Linked DNA regions of Mus musculus: region 2 is linked to region 1. Evidence: chromatin loops called from intact Hi-C (ENCODE). Cell type or tissue: heart. All regions are shown on one strand. Each heading gives the region's core, and the rest is flanking DNA. Links, peaks and the distances in the headings are about the cores only.

Region 1 (8,337 bases), core at 265-8,264:
AAGGCATCCATTTTTTTCAATTCCTTCAAGGATAGCTCAAATATTATCTTAATTGAAACCTTATCCAGAACAAAACAGTAGGCCTGCTCATGTTCTTCTTGCTTTATTCTTTTGTATAATCAGAGCTGATTATACACTACTTACTTTCTTTTTCCTCTGCTAGGATGAACTGTGAAGCAGCAGAACTCTAGTTTACCGTTGTATTTCCAGCTTCTAAAATGTCTGGTATGTAAGATTTGAACAATGAATACTATTTGATCCATGAACTAACTGACCAGAAGCCATTCATAATTGTGAAAGTATCCAAAACTACCTTCACCAGTCATCAAAATTGAGGCTGAATTTTCTTGGTCCATCAGATTCTTGTCTAGGACACAATGCTGGGCCTCTCAATTGTCCCTCTTCATTCTCCTGTGGATAGTCAATAAAAAGGGGCCAGGATGGCTTTCAAGCCACACAGCTTGAGTCAGACACCTGATGACTAGTTGTCTAGAAAGAGCAGCCTTAGTGGAGTAGCTAGATGTTGGAGCTGTCCAAGGCTACAGCTCTTTCAAGAATGATAGTCAATCTGCCATAGAAACACTCTTGCTTCAGGACCACTGGAGGCCTACCAGGAGAGTTATGTTTGTTGGCTCCAGGAGTGGAAGTAGACACTGGTACCTCTCACCCTGGTGTGGACACACGGAATGGAAGACTGTCTAAGACAGCACCTGCTACTGTTACACATGTATGTGCCTGACACAATCCACCGACTGTTCATAGCCTATATACCACAGGGAAGACTTTCAGGTGGAAAGCAGGCCAGTCTTTCATGTTCAGTTGTGAAGAATACCATACTTCCTACAAGTGGCAGATGAGACTCAAGAGTTCCATTAAAGTGACAGTCCTTTATATGAGTAGGGAATAGTACCTCTATTTTGGCCTACTCATTGTGTTGTTATAAATGCTACATTCCTAAGTAGTATTCTTTTGCATTTTACATATTAGGAAAAATAGAAATGTGATTTAATTATAAATATTTTAAGTTAAAACCAACACATCTGTTATCTAAGGGTGAGGAAGATGGGGGGGGGGGGGTAGAAACAGTGGTACGGAGGGGAAGAGAGAAGGAATGATTATCGAGGAGATTCAGCAACTATGCCCCGCTGTGCTGCTCTCTGGGAAGAGAGTGTCTTCTCTGTTCCACTCTTATCTAGCGTAAGCTTTTTATCTACAGAAGAACATTCTGTGGTCCCTCTCTATACATAGCACAAGGTTGAACCACATGAAAGTACCTCCAGTCAACTACTGTCAACTATTGAAAACAGCACTTTTGACGAGAAAGGCCTAGCTTTCCTTACACTGCCATACCAATTTTTCTTCTTTCACCCAAGGAACATTTTAATAATCTACTTTTAGAAGTTTGGGCAGGGATACCACAGACAATGGTAATATTTAATGGAGATGAGATAAATAACAGGTTGAATTGTAAAAACTGCACCTGTCATCAAAATATTAAAACATTAAATTTATTATACACAATATACACAGTGACAAAACAAACACACAGATTTCTAAGAACATCAAAGTGTAATACCCACCTGTTGCTTGCAAACAACTAGCTTTATATGGGGAAACATTTACCTGACCATGCCTAATATTTTCCTATTAAAATACTTTTCAAAAGGCAACAGCAAGGACTTTATAATATGGCCGTGATAGTCCCTAAGCAAGGGAAGATTATACTACCTATACACATTCAATTAATTGAAGTCCCTGTGAATAAAACCTACAACATTTTGGAAAGGCTACGGGAACGGGCCCAGGACCAGAGTCCTTGGAGAAGATATCCTCAGGTTGTTCGGAGGACTTATTACAGAGGAGATGACAGAGCTGTGTGCTGGTGACCTCAAAGCTCAAGGATATGCAGATGCTGCAAGCACCCCTCTTTTAAAGGTTCTTCATTCAGATCTGCCAGTCTGAAAAAAACCTTACATCATCACAACTCCAATCCAACAGACCAACCCACACTGAAGCAAAAGTAAACAGATACACAAACCCCCAAACAAAACCAAATGAAAGCAACAAATACCCCACAAGAGGAACCAACACCTCTCCCTTCGCCTGCTTCCAGACACACTTTCATAGCTTTTCACCAACTTCACTGACTTAGTCCTGCAACCTTGGCTTGCTGCCAAGATGACAGTTTCCCTGCTAAAGCTCGCTTCCACGTCGGTGCTGGGTGCCTGCAGCCCTCCCCTTCTGCTTGGTTAGGGAACCTTTCTGCTGACCCTTGCCTCTCTGTCCTCTGTCTCCTAACATATAACCTAACACACACCCCCTCCCCTTTCCTTCTTTCACTTCAAGTTGCTGTCATTTCCTCTCCACAGATTTCCAACGGAATGGCTGGCTCCATGCGCTATACCTCTCTTTCTCTCTGTCTGTCTGTCTGTCTGTCTGCCTCTTCTCATCTTAGTAAACTACTAAGCCAGGCAGCCATTGCAAAAGATCAAACGACAGTCCCATCTCCCAACCCACTTTTTTTCTCTGCCCAACTTTGCCTCTCTACCTTTGCAAGTTCACCCGCCCCTCAACATCCAGCAAAATACATTGTAAATCGTTGCCTTACCGTTTTACGATATCTGCAAACGCTACATTTGTTGCATTTACAAGCCGAAGAAACTTTTGGTAGAAAAAAAAAACCAATTTAGGTGAAAAAAGTAAGTAGGTAGTGGTGGCACACGCCTTTAATCCCAGCACTTGGGAGGCAGAGGCAGGCGGATTTGAATTCAAGGCCAGCCTGGTCTACAGAGTTCCAGGACAGCCAGGGCTACACAGAGAAACCTTGTCTCGAAAAACAAAAGAATGAACTCTAAACCGAGTCCCGTTTGCCTTAGTGCTTCTAAACCAGTCTCCCTAGGAACGACTTGGGTCTTGCTTACCACAGTGGTATACTAGCTAAGGCCAAGCATTGCCTGGCACATAATAGGCATTCCAGGCTAGTGTTTCTAGCCGGAGAAAGGAACACAAGGGCAGGGGAATGAATGAACATTCCAAGACTTGCAGAGTGCATGGCACACCGCCGCAAGTCTAACAAACAAACAAACAAGCAAACAAACAAATCAACAAACGAAGCAGCTGCAAAAGGAGCCCTGTATGCAAGACAGTCCCGAGGGTCCGGCTCGGGGAAGTCGCCCCTCGGAGCACACGGGACCCCACTCCCCGCGCCGCCCGCCGCTCTAGCCCCGCACCTTGGTGTCCACATCGGCCAGGCAGTCCCTGCGGAACTGGTCGAAGAGCCCCTGGCTCTTGAGGTGGTTTACGATCATGGCAACGAGCTGCGGGTCCCCAGCACCAGCCCCCGCGCTTCCCGGCCCGCTCGCTCCCGGGCCAGCCCCAGGGCCAGGCGGCGGAGGCGGCGGCTGTGGTTGCGGTGGCGGCGGCGGAGGCGCGGGCGGCGGTGGCTGCGGCTGCGGGTTGGTGGCCATGGCGTCCCGGACCGGGGAGCCCGCGAGCCCAGGCGGGCAGGCGCTCCGAGGAAGGCGGCTACACAGGTCCCGCCGCCTGAGGGAAGCCAACGGGATGTTGTTACGGAACCAGCGGATCTAGAGCAACCCCGGAAGTGAAAAGGAACTGAGGGAAAGGAGGAAAAGGCGGTGACAGCAGCAACTCAAGTCTGGCTACCGGGGCCGCGGCGGGCCAATTCCAGCCGCCTCGAGGCGCGGGCGCCCTCACGAGGCTGAGACGGGCGGGAACAAGTTGTGGTGGCGGCTGCCGCCGGGGAGCGAAACAGAGAGCCGGGTAGGAGCGTGCGCCCGCTGGCTCTCCACCTGTAGCTTCAGCTCAGAGGAGGCAGGAGTGAAGCGTTGGTTTAGTTTCACTGTTGCGGCTGCCCCAAGCCCGCCGCAGTGCGAAGCAGCCGTGGACTTTCTTTCTTTCTTTCTTTCTTTCTTTCTTTCTTTCTTTCTTTCTTTCTTTCTTTCTTTCTTTCTTTCTTTCTTTCTTTCTTTCTTTCTTTCTTTCTTTCTTTCTTTCTTTCTTTCTTTCTTTCTTTCTTTCTTTCTTTCTTTCTTTCTTTCTTTCTTTCTTTCTTTCTTTTTCCACCCACCCATCCCATTCTTCTGGTGTGTCTATCTCACTTGCTCCAACCTACAACCTCCCATTACTGTCTCTTAAGTAAGCTACGAGGGTTTTGCTGCACATGACGGTACTAGCGAGTGAAATCTGTATAGAGTTGTGTCTCAGGCATGACCCGTACACGCGTTAAGGCGTTTAGTCCTTGGGTGACACCTAAGACTGAGTCCTTGTATGATCGGGCTAGTTTTATGTCACCTTGACACAAGCTAGAGTCATCTATGAGGAGAGCACCCTAGTTAAGAAGAATGCCTCCCTAAGATCTGGCTCTAGGCAAGCCTGTGGGATGTTTTCTTAATTAATGTAGGATTAACTAATTAATTGATGTAGGAGGGTCCAGTCCATTGGAGGGGGCTACCCCTAGGCTGGTGGTCTTGAGTTCTGTAAGAAAGTATGCAGAGTAAGCCAGAGGGAGCAAGCTACTCGAGTACTCCAGGACCCTTGCCTTGGCTTCTGCCTCCAGGTTCCTGCCCTGTTTGAGTTCCTGTCCTGACTTCCTCTGATGAGAATGAACAGTGATAATGAAAGTATAAACCAAATTGCCCGCACCCCGCACCCCAGTTGCTTTTGGCCCTGGTGTTTCATTGTAGCAGTAGTTACACTCAGACATTCTACTAATTCCAATTTGCACATCAGGAAACCACGTAAATCATACAGAGTTGCACAGCGGGGGGGAAATCGCCTGACCTGGGACGGCGTTGTCTTTAAAATCTGTTCTTAAAGCTGAGTGGTGGTGCTTTTAATCCAGAAGCAGAGGCATGCAAATCTCTTGAGTTCAAGGCCCCTCCAGTCTACAGGTCTACAGAGTTCCAGGACAGCCAGAGAAATTCTGTCTCAAAAACAAATCAAAACAAAAAATTAAAAAGAGACAAACAACAAGAAAAAAAAAACATAAAAAAAGCAGTCAAGTTTAAAGTGGTGTAAAGTATAATTTAATTCCTTCCTTTCTCCCTTTCTTCGTTCCTTTTTTTTTTTTTTTTTTTTTCCTTTTTGAGACAAGGTCTAGCCGTGTAGATTTCACTGGCCTTGAATTCAATATTTAGATCTACCTGGCTGTGTCTCCAGAGTGCTGGGGATTAAAGGTGTGTACCACCACACCTGCCTAGTATAATTTTCTTTTTGTAAATATTTTTCAAAATAAGTTTTCACAACAAGATGAGATTATAACTTGTTTTTCCTAGTGTACTAACAGTGAAATGCAATACACTAAGTGCTGTTGTCAAGTGTGTATATAATATAAAAAGACTTAATGTTTATTTGGTATATAAGTATATACCTAATTAATTCAACGTTTCCAAAATAGCTAAGAATCATCCATAAAACTGAAAAACTTCACAAATTTAATTAGGCACAATGACTAAACTTTGAAAATTAATAAAAGGTATTTGTTGCTAAAAAGAATTTGTGGCTCCAGGCTAAGAGGACTGGCTACTCTTCCAGAGGTCCTGAGATCAATTTCAAACAACCACAATGTGGATCACAACAATCTGTAATGGGATCCGATCCCCTCTTATGGTGTGTGTGAAGACAGCATACTTATATACATACAATAAATATACACATACATAAATTAAATATAAAATCTTTTTAAAAAGAATTTTAAAATATTATTTACATATAATATACAAAAGGTGCTAAATCAGTTCTGAAATATATGCAGGTATAAGTTGATGATAAATTAGATAATTTCTGATTGATATTCTAAACTGTGTGATGCTTGACTTACTGAAATCTTAGAAGTAGAGTGCTTGCATTCTGGAGCTCCAGTTATACTGATCTCACATAGGAGATACAATGTATCTCGAGCAATGCTCTAGCCTTGAAAAACTTCCCAGACAGACTGAGAAGAATCCAGGTCACCGATCTGTACCGTTGGCCTGTCTCAAAGGCACTTTTTCTTTCTGTTTGAGGGCAGATTCTAGGGCTGGGTATTACAGTTACCCGAAGAAAAGGGAAGGGGGCACAGTTCAATTTTTATTTTTAGAAAGCTATTTAAGTAGTTCTTGCCAGTGGCCCTGTTTACTTTGTGTACTCCGGACTGGCTTATTTTATTTTTTACTTATTCACTTTGCATCCTGCTCACTGCCCTTCTCCCAGTCACCCTATCCTACAGTTCTTCCACCCCCTTCACCTTCTCCCCTGAGCAGATGGGGCCCCCTGGTATACCCCCACCCTGGCACTTCAAGTCTCTCTGAGGCTAGACACTTCTTCTTCCTCTTATGCTAGACAAGGCAACCTGGCTAGTAGAATATATCCCATGTACAGGCAACAGCTTTGGGGATAGCCCCCCATTCCAGTCCTTCAGGACCCACATGAAGGTCAAGCTGTACATCTGTTACATCTGAGAGGGGAGGCCTAGACCCAGCTTGTGTATGCTCTTTGGTTGGTGGTTCAGACTCTCAGAGCCCCAAGGGACCAAGTTAGTTGGCTCTGTTGGTCTTCCTGTGGAGTTCCTACCCCCTTCCGGCCTGCAATCCTTCCCCCTATTCTTCTGTAAGAGTGCCCAAGCTTCATCCACTGTTTGGCTCTGGGTATCTCTGTCTAAGTTAGCTGCTGAGTGGAGCCTCTCAGAGGACAACATACTCCTGTCTGCAAGCATATCAGAGAATCATTAATAGTGTCAGGGATTGGTGCTTGACCATTAGATGGGTCTCAAGTTGGGCCAGTTATTGGTTGACCATTTCCTAAGTTTCGGTTCCCTCTTACGTGCCTGCATTACTTGCAGACAGAATAAATTTTGGGTTGAAAGATTTGTGGGTGGGTTTGGTGTTTCTATCACTCCACTGGAGTTCCTGTCTCAATACAGGAAATGTCCTCTTCAGGTTCCATATCCCCCGTGTAGTGAGTCACAGCAAAGGTCACCACCATTGATTCTTGGGTGCCATGTCTTGTCCTGGAGATGTTCCCCCCACCCCCAACCCCTGACCTCCTCACTCCTGTCAATTGAAGATCTCCATTCATTTTCATGGCCATCTCTCCTGTCCTTCCCCACACCTGATCCTGAACTCCGTGTTCCCCTCCCCCTTCCCTTCCATTCAGGTCCCTCCCTCCATCTGCCTCTTATGATTATTTTATTTCCCCTTCTAAGTGAGAGTCAAGCATTCTTGCTTGGGCCTCTTTGTTTAGCTTCTTTGGTCTGTGGAGTGTAACATGGTACCTGTGTTTTATGGTTAATATCCACTTATAAGTGAGTATATACCATACATGCCCTTTTAGGACTGGGTTACCTCACTGAGAATGAGGTAATTCTCAAGTTCTATCCATTTGCCTGCAAAACTCATGATGTCTTTGATTTTAATAGCTGGATAGTATTCCATTGTGTAGATGTACCACATTTTCTGTATCTATTCTTTAGTTGAGGGACACCTGGGTTGTTTCCAGTTTCTGACTATTATGAATAAAACTGCTATGAACATAGTTGACTAAGTGTCTTTGTGAGATGTTGGAGCATATTTTATGTATATGCCCAGGAGTGATATAGCTGAGTCTTGAGGTAAAACTATTCCCAGCTTTCTGAGAAGATGTCAAATTAATTTCCAAAGTAGTTGTACAAGTTTGCATTCCCACCAGCAATGGAGGAGTGTTCTCCTTGCTCCACATCCTCACCAGTATATGCTATCTATTGAGTTTTTGATCTTAGCCATTCTGATGGGTGTAAGATGGAATCTCAGAACTGTTTTGATTTGCATTTCTCTGATGACTAAGAACTTTGAACATTTCTTTAAGTGCTTCTCGGTCATTTGAGATTCCTCTGTTGAGAATTCTCTGCTTAATTCTATACCCCCTTTTAAAATTGGGTTGAGTGTCTAATTTCTTGAGTTCTTTCTAAATTTTGGTTATTATCCCTCTATCAGATGTAGTGTTGGCGAGATCCTTTCCCAATCTGTGGGCTGACTATTTGTCCTATTGACAGTGTCCATTGCCTTACAAAAGCTTTGCAGTTCCATGAGGTCCTATTTTTCAAATATTGATCTCAGAGCCTGCGTCATTAGTGTTCTGTTCAGGAACTTGTCTCCTGTACCGATATGTTCAAGGGCATTTTCAACTTTCTCTTCTATGAAATTTAGTGTATCCAGTTTTATGTTGAGGTGCTTTATCCACTTTGACTTGAGTTTTGTACAGAATGATAAGTATTTTAATTCTTCTACATGTAGACATCCAGTTAGTTCAGCACTATTTATTGAAGATATTTTCATTTTTTTTCATTGTATGGATTTGACTTCT
Region 2 (8,337 bases), core at 272-8,271, 1.4 Mb after region 1:
TGTTTGTACAGAAGTGCTGTGATGCTGTGATGGCGAGTTCAGTGGTGGATGAAAATAGATGACTGATGGGAATATAAGTGATTTGGAAGGCAAGGCAATCCAAACCTGAGTCATCTTCTTACCTGTATTCTTTACCACTGGTTATGGCTTTTATCTCTAGGTCATAGCCTCGTCTATAAAGAAGGACCTTGAATTATACCGTGCAAAACCTTTGTAGGCCAACTCTTACACAGCCTCTGATCTGTTTGGCCTTTTCTTTTTTTCCCTGGTCTCCCAGTTCTCCTAACACTGACTGTATTGCTTTTTCAAAATATATAACAGGCTTGGGAGACTAAAGCCTTGAATTCAGACAATGCAAATATATATATAACCTTATTGCCTTCTTTAAGTAGTCAGTCATTATACTTCTTTTCTGTTTCTATCTTTCCATAAAAGCGTGTAGTGTTTGGAGTTCTAGAAAACACAACAGAGGCTAGGTAAACTGACACTGGTAGCTCAAAATAAATGTGAAGTAACTCCTCAGTATTCAGAAAGATTAAAATATTTAGAATGATCAATTATGTTAATATCAGAGCTAGTTTTTATTTTTGTGATCATACACTTTTTATTAACAAGTACATTATTTTAAACAATGTAACTTATTTCCTTTAGTCTGAAATGAATCAGGTCTACACTAAAATAAATTACAGACCTAATATCTTAATTAAGGATGCTTCAGCCATGACCTACAACAAGATTTGAACATGTAATTGAATGGAAGAAATATTTTCAAAGGTTAATTTATGTCATTTGTTTCAAGTAAAATTTTATGGATTGATGTTTTTGTTTTTAATATTTTTATGGGAAAACTTCAAATTTAAAATATTTTTAAAGCACATGTAAATTATGTCCACTACTGACTTTAAAAATTATTGTCAGTTTTTTTTTTAGTGTGTGTATGTATGCATGTGTGTAAGGTGTGTGCACATATGCACATGAGTGTATGCATGTGTGTAAGGTGTGTGCACATATGCACATGAGTTATGCATGTGTGTAAGGTGTGTGCACATATGCACATGAGGATGAAGAGGTGTCATCCCTTGGAATTGGTGACCAATTAGGCAAGGATGACTGGCCAGTGAGTCCCAGGCACCCTCCTTCCTCTACCTCCCAGCTTGGGGATCATAAGAACTCTCCACCATGACAGATTTTGCATGGGTTTGGGGGTTGTACCTCATGCTTGTGAGGCAAGCACCTAACCAACTGAGCTACCTGCCCGGTCCCCTTAGTAGATCTCTCTACTGACTTCTCTCAAGCTAAGCTTTCTTCTTTGTTTTTGAGAGTAAGCTGCTACTTTATAGCTCAAGCTGGTCTTAACTTTGAGGTGTCCCTGCCTCTATCTCCTGAGAACTGAAACTATAGTAGATGTGCCCAAAATCCATAAATTTGAGAATGCTTTTACCATTTAGTAAGAAATCATGCTTAAAACTGTAACTTATTAATTTCCTCAAAATAGAATTTTCACTGAGATTTTTTTTAGAAAGTATGTTCATTTGTAAATACGTAAAATGTTTTAAATGTTTTAAATCAGAGTCAATTTCCTTTTAACTAAGGTTATTTATTGTTCACTTTTGATATGTGTCACTTCTGCAGTACATCCTGAGAAACCTATCAATATATATTGGTCTGCAGCCTGCTGGGCCGTTTTCAGTGCTGGATATTTACTGTACATCCTGGATATTACCTTGAATTAATTGGAAATATTTTTTACAAATCAAACATCCAAAATGATATAATGTAAAATAAATCACAATTTGAAGATCTTGTTTTAGGAAAATATGTCACTTGACTCTTTTGTGAGCTCTCCTGAGAATCAGTGTGTGATAGGAGAGTAAGGCCAGCGTGTCATGACACAGTGGCCTTACTGCAGGGACCCTGAACTTCAGAAAACAGAGAGCTTTAAACTCACACATGGCCAACAGAGAAGAAGAATGCTTTTTCCCAACTGTGTTTGAGCAGTGGGTGCTTTCCCAGGGTGTTTACTGCCTTAACTTTAAAGTTAAAATATAATATGCCTGCCTTTTTCCCCATACAAGCTTGTGGCTAGTGTATGGGTAAAGAAAGATAGTAGCATAAACAATAGACTTTAAGAAGCAACGATAGGTTTTTCAGTTATTCTATTTTTATCTTCTTACTATGGGGCTCTATTGCCTTATTTCTGTAAAACGCCACTTAATTTATTACCAGGTTGTTTTTGTACTGTAGAAAAGATGCTTTATGGATTTGTCCCCAGAGTCTAATGTTCTGAAACGTCTTAGTGACTTTCAAATAGCCATGCAGTGATAACTATAAGATGCATTGCCACGACTTTCTGTATTTGTTAGTCTGTCAGGATTGCTGTGTGCATCTTTTATTGCTGAATTGCCTCGTCTTCCTTATAGTTTTAAACTGGTGACAATTTAGTTGAGTAAATCTTTTACTTAGTATCCTTATCTTAGAAGGGCACATCTTTGTTTTATAGCCGAATGTTCATCATTAAATGTGATTTGTTTTAAACTGTCTCTTGAAAAGAATAGTTCTCAACTATAACATGGATCCATTCAGTAGCTAGAAATTCATTTGCTAGCAAAGCTGTTTTGGTATTTGATACTTGCCCCAGTTTAATCACTTAGCAGGTTCAGGAGAGGGTTGGATTTAGTCCTTTATAATTACCATTTTAATAGTAGTCTTTCCACTCAAACAGCTCAACTTACATATTTTATAGAGATTTTATGGCAGAGATAAAGAAGTACTTAACAGACATTTGAGAGCTAGATGTGTGATTAGAAGGAACCCAGCTTTAATTACTTTCGAAGTTTAGTGGTAGGATCCGGAAACACAAACACATTCCTTGCACACACTGTAGGGTAGAAACAGAGTCAGTGGGAATGAAGACAGTAGTAACTGTGTTGGTCTTGTTTGCACAAAGGCCATCTTCTTCTTCTTTCTTCCACTTTATGTCATTTATTGTTATAGTACTTTTGCTTTTTTTCTACAATTTTAAGTGGCCTATAGGCACCATTTACTCTGACATGGTCATTTTCTAGAAGATGGAGACAGAGTATAAAGAGGTTCTGTGGTGTAGAGGATCATAAAGCTTAATGCTGTTTATAATGTCTGGCCAGTAGCTTCACTGTTACCTAAGAACTGCTGAATAAGACCCAGGAAAGGTGCACCAGTGTGTACTAACCTGCCTTTCATCGAGTTCTGACACATGTTCAGTTCTGGATAGCACTGCTATATTTCATTATTCTCTTTGTTTTGCCCCGCCCCCCCCCTTACCAAGTTCACTTGTTCTAGTGAAGAGTGTTGTAGATGGGTATGTTGTATGTTGAGGATCTTTCAGTTAAAGCTCACTCATTGGGTGGTGCTTGGTGATAAAGTTAGAACATGAGCCTCCTCTCTAGCGTCTTTGCATCATTCAGTGTTACTCCTCACCCTTCCTAATTCCTTGAGAGCACCTTGTTTAGTCTGCTGTGCTGCTTCTGGCTCCCTAGCTTTAAAAAGCATACAACCCTAGTTAAACATCAAAGGGGAATACATAAACAAACCTATGTTTCTCTTTAGCTCTCTAAAGACCTAGATCTGAATGTTTGTTGGTCCCAATGGAAAATGATGAAAGCTATAAACCTTTTTTTTTTTAAGAAAATAATATGTGTAAATTACCTATGGGTACATAAAATCCTAGAGACTTATAGTGTCACTTGAAATGTGGATCCAGGTTAATCAGTGCTGTATCAATTTTGAGAGTTTGGGATGATCTATCCTGCCTCCCCCATGTGTGCATGAATTTGTGCATTTGTGTATATAGCATACAGTTGGTGGTGGCATTGACATATTTTGGGAAAAGACTTCCAGACTCTTTGGAGGATATGGGCCTTAGCATGTTTAGCTAGTTTCCCATATATTTCATTCCATATTCATTGAGTATGTGTATATATATATATATATATATATATATATATATATATATATATATACTTACATATATAGGCACCAGAGCTTTCAAGCAAGCAAGGGATTGTGCTTTGAGCAAACAAGGCTACTGACAGTACAGAAGGCAGTTCTCAGTTGGGGATATGGGAATGTGAGCACCTTTCCTCTCCCTCCTTTTGCCTGCCTGCCTTCTGCAGTGGAGCTGGGAGAGGGAAAATTGTAAACTGTGGAAGCACTTTGGTGAGTGAGAGTTGAGTGTAAACACACTAGACATTCATCCTTTTTTCTGATACTAGTGTCTTACAGAGTTCAGTGTATAGGATGTTTATGCATTCATTGTTTTACAATTTAGATGACTAAGTCACTTCTAAGTATCTGATAGATGTTTAAAGTGTGGTGCAATTGTTAAATTCTTCTCCAAGATAATTATTTTCCAAGTGCTTTTATCTGCCTTCCTAAACATGAGAAAAATGTGAAGCAACTGAAAATGTGTTTTTGTGCATAATATTTATAAAAATGATCAGAGATTATTTCACTGCATTCAGTTAATACTGCCAATGAAATTACATTAATTTTTATATATTTTAGAGGTGAATGTGTTTTAAGTATCAGTATTTTCTTGGGATACAAGTTAAATGATAATGTATTAATAAATTGTTCCATTTTATGTGAGAAAGATTATATTATATAATATTTTTAACTTTCTTTAAGATTACATAGATCTTATATCTTTTCTTTTTCTGTCTTCCAGGATCGAAGTAGAATGTATGATAGCTTGAATATGCACTCTCTGGAAAATTCCCTTATTGATATCATGAGAGCAGAGCACGATCCTCTCAAGGGTAGGTAGCATTTTATAGCTTCGATTTCATATACATATTGGTTTGACTGCTTATGGAAAATTAGCACTTATATATAAACTAACTGATAAATGAAGAAATTTCATTAACATTCTTACTTCATGCGTGTAATTTTTCTGTCACTTGTCTGTTTTATAGTGGTAAAAATCTTGTAATTGAATCACCTTGAGGAAAGAGAGGTATTAGTTGTCTACGTTTTAGCTAAAGTTTCTATTGCTATGATAAAATATCATAGTCAAAACAAGTTGGGGAGGAAAGCATTTATCTTAGAACTTTAGTACATCACAAGGGGAGTCAAGACAGGAACTCAGGACAAGAACCTGGGCGGCTGGATCAGAAGCAGAGACCTTGGGATAGCACTGCTTGCTTGCTTGCTTCTCATGGCTTGCTCAGCTTGCTTTCTTATACAATCCAGCACCTCCTGCCCAAGGATGACACCATCAATAATGGGCTGGGTCCACCCAATCCATCAATCCATCAATCGATCAATCAGCAAATTTATGGAGGCATTTTCTCAATTGATTCCCTATTGTCACATGAGTCTAGCTTGTGTCAAGGTGACAAATCAGTAAGTAGCCAGCAGAGTAGTGTATTGTGAATTTACTAGTATACTAACTGTTGTGTCTAGTTCAGAACTCCTCCTTGGCTCAGAATCATGAATTTTTTTTTTAAATCTGAAGTTTTAATCTAGAAAGGTAATTTTCTTAGAAATGTTTGCCCCACGAACAACTTTTTGTTGCCAAGTAAGTTGATAACAGCAATGGGATGTCTAAGAATCTTACTTGAGTCCTTTTGTCTTCCTAATCCTGTCATTTTAAGGACTGTGCTATTGTTGGTATACACTAGTGACAGTTCCTCAAATTAATAAGGTTATGCTTTGGATTTTTTCATTGTTTTCTTATGGGTTTTGTTGTTGATCTTTGCCTCATATATTTTTAGGCTCTCTGTATGAGGTCTTGTTCTTTTTCAAAATGAGTATTGCTTACCTCGGGTCTTCCATTTCAGAATAGAGTTTACACTGGGCGTGGTGGCACATGACTCAGGAGACTGAGGCTGGAAGATCACCAGTTCACTGCCAGCCTGAGCTAGGTAGCAAGACTGTCTCAAAGTAAACGCAGGCATACAAGAAAGAATACAATTGTTAACAGCTTACAACTAAGAACTTTATTAAAATTCCGTTTTCTTTAGAAAGAAAAACTCCTAGCACAAAGTCAAGATAGTTCACTGTTACCATAGATGAGGAAAAGCTTTTCCTTACTTATTTCCCCTGATCTTTCTTAGCAAGGCTTCTGGAAGATGCTAGAGAAAATGCCCACCGCCACACTACTCATTATCATGTTTCTTTAGCCTAGGCATCCTACAAAGTAGAAGGGCATCTAGAGAGGGCCAGGAGGGAAATGCTGCAGCAGCAGCATGTGCTGAGAGCAATGACTTCAAAATTAAAAGGAATTCATTCAATTTGTTAGGAAAGGCATCTTAGGCTCTGAAAAAGAGAGAGGATTGAAGTCCTGCAAGTTTTAGGGATCACCATGTTAGCCAGTTTCTGTTTCTAACTGGGATAATTTATTTTTCATATGTATTATGTCAAGAAAGGGAAAAGAAGCTTTGGGAAAACATCTCCGCATAGTATAAAGACATAAGGCTGCCTATGCTGCCGCTGTGTAGCTATCAACACCGTTAGCTGAACGCTCCTGCTTGATGTCTTCCTCCTCCGCCTGCTGGCTCATGCCACTGGTTCCTGCTTAGCATGCATTTTCTTTCTCCACACTTTGGGACCACTGCCTTTATATGGGGGCGGCGATGCTGGACCTCTACACAGTCTGTCTAAGCAGAGCTATGGCAAACAAAGTAAGCAGCTGGGGTACCTGATGTGATTATTGTTTCCCCATCTTTCCCTCCCTCATGTTCAGGGCAGCGCCCAGTCTTCTCTTGTCTTTTTATCTCGGAAAATCATTTCCGCTGCTTAGGACACAGACTGCATTTGTGTTTCTCATAAAATGTCTCCTGAAACCAGTATTTGCTTAGTCTTCCTCAAGAGATCTACCAATAGACAGGATTCGGAGAGTGCAAATTTCAAAATGAGCTCCTTGTTCTCTTTCTATTGTAATAAGAGATTGTATTACTTGTCTAGTGCTGCAGAACAACTCAGAATTAACTTAAAACATTAACAATAATCACCCTTCTTACATAATCTCTAAAGGTTAGAATTGGGAAACAACTTATTTCTGGCTAAGGGTCTTATGAGGTAGCAGCCAAGAGGTTTGTTGATCCTACAGTGTGACCCCTCGGTTAGTCTGAAGGAGTCCTTTCTGTGTGATTAGAAATTTAGTGTAAAGCTACTGGAGAAAACGGAACCTCAGCTCCTTGCCATGTAGACCTCTCCACAGGCCTGCTTTATCCTTATCACAGCACGGCTGCTAGTGCTACCTCGTCCTGTCCCCGGCCCCTTGCTGCCCAGAGTGAGTGCACAGATCCGTGTGAATGTCTGTGTCCTAGAGCCTAGCCTCAGATGTCTCACACCATCATTTGCATGGTATCCTAACAACTGACCAGATATGGCTCAGGATCTGTAATTAGGAAGAGGCAAGCACTGGTGGGAACCTTTGTGGACACTGTATTCTTGAGGAGTCAAAGGCAAATCTATAATTTCTCATTTACTTCCATTCATAAGTTTAAAGGAAAACATAAGCTATTCAAAGTGGTTATGAGCAGAGAGCAAGTAGTTGAGACGGTGAATAGAATGTGAAAAGTACTGATCTCACTAAGATGTAAGGGACTTCACTCACAGAAACAACCTCTCAGCTCACTGTCATCGAAAATCCTTTGCTCTAGCTCCTTCCCTTTTCCAGCACCCATTTCAAAAGTTAAGAAGGAGGTTTTTATGGTCTAGTATAGCGATAGGAAAGCTCTCTCATCTTGTTGGAGATATACAGATAGTAAATGGTGGCAGCCAGAGATGGCACTGACTGTGACAACTTTATCCTTTGCCGACTGCACTGTGAGGATGTATACTGTGAAGAAAGCCAAGTTCTCTATCCATGTGCAAAGTATAGCCTTCTGGGGAAAGATAGAGACCATATACCAAACTATAAATATATAGAGGAGTTGGAAATACCATGGAGGAGGAGTAAGATGTGTAGAGAGAGGGTATGTGGAAAGTTATCCCTAACTTATGTGTGGAATAAAGGCAATTCTGATACAAAGCTGGAGTAGAGCAATGAAGAATTGTTGGGAGAAAGTGTTATTTCATGGAGAGGCATATATGAGATTTTAACTTTTGGAGAACTGAAAGACTGCTCTCAGCTTGTTGTTGAGGGCCACATGACACTGTTGGCTCATTCAGTGTTGTCAGACATGTGCTGTCCTTTGCTGGGGAATCAGAAACACTAACACACTGTGATGTGCTTTGCTCGGCCTGAATGCTTCTGACCCAACTGCTTTATTTATGTGCAGTGTGATCTCTCTGCTGACACACTATTTCTAATGACGGTCCCAATGCTAGGCAAACTGCTTTCTTTCCAAA

What was found. A loop is a pair of places that touch in the nucleus more often than their neighbours do. Peaks named below come from ENCODE experiments on the same cell type or tissue, not always from the same donor. Only the 100,000 strongest peaks of a DNase experiment are listed, where the experiment ranks them.
Region 2: it touches region 1 in a loop (3-fold over the local background); 6 of 42 quality-filtered maps call a loop at or near these places.

What each region holds. Positions count from the first base shown.
Region 1 is chr5:41,840,702-41,849,038 of GRCm38, forward strand. Bod1l (biorientation of chromosomes in cell division 1-like) reads right to left here and starts at 3,614. Exons shown (of 26, transcript NM_001310601.1): 1 at 3,231-3,614. The coding sequence starts at 3,467. In heart, for the core only: a CTCF peak has its summit at 3,716; DNase peaks (open chromatin) are centred at 3,660 and 4,630; H3K4me3 peaks cover 2,933 bases; H3K27ac peaks cover 1,874 bases.
Region 2 is chr5:43,239,881-43,248,217 of GRCm38, forward strand. Cpeb2 (cytoplasmic polyadenylation element binding protein 2) reads left to right here. Exons shown (of 12, transcript NM_001368806.1): 4 at 4,706-4,796. Among named protein-coding and RNA genes, the nearest start is that of Gm7854, 8.7 kb to the left of the region's middle. In heart, for the core only: no CTCF peak of the experiment used is centred there; no DNase peak of the experiment used is centred there; H3K27ac peaks cover 589 bases.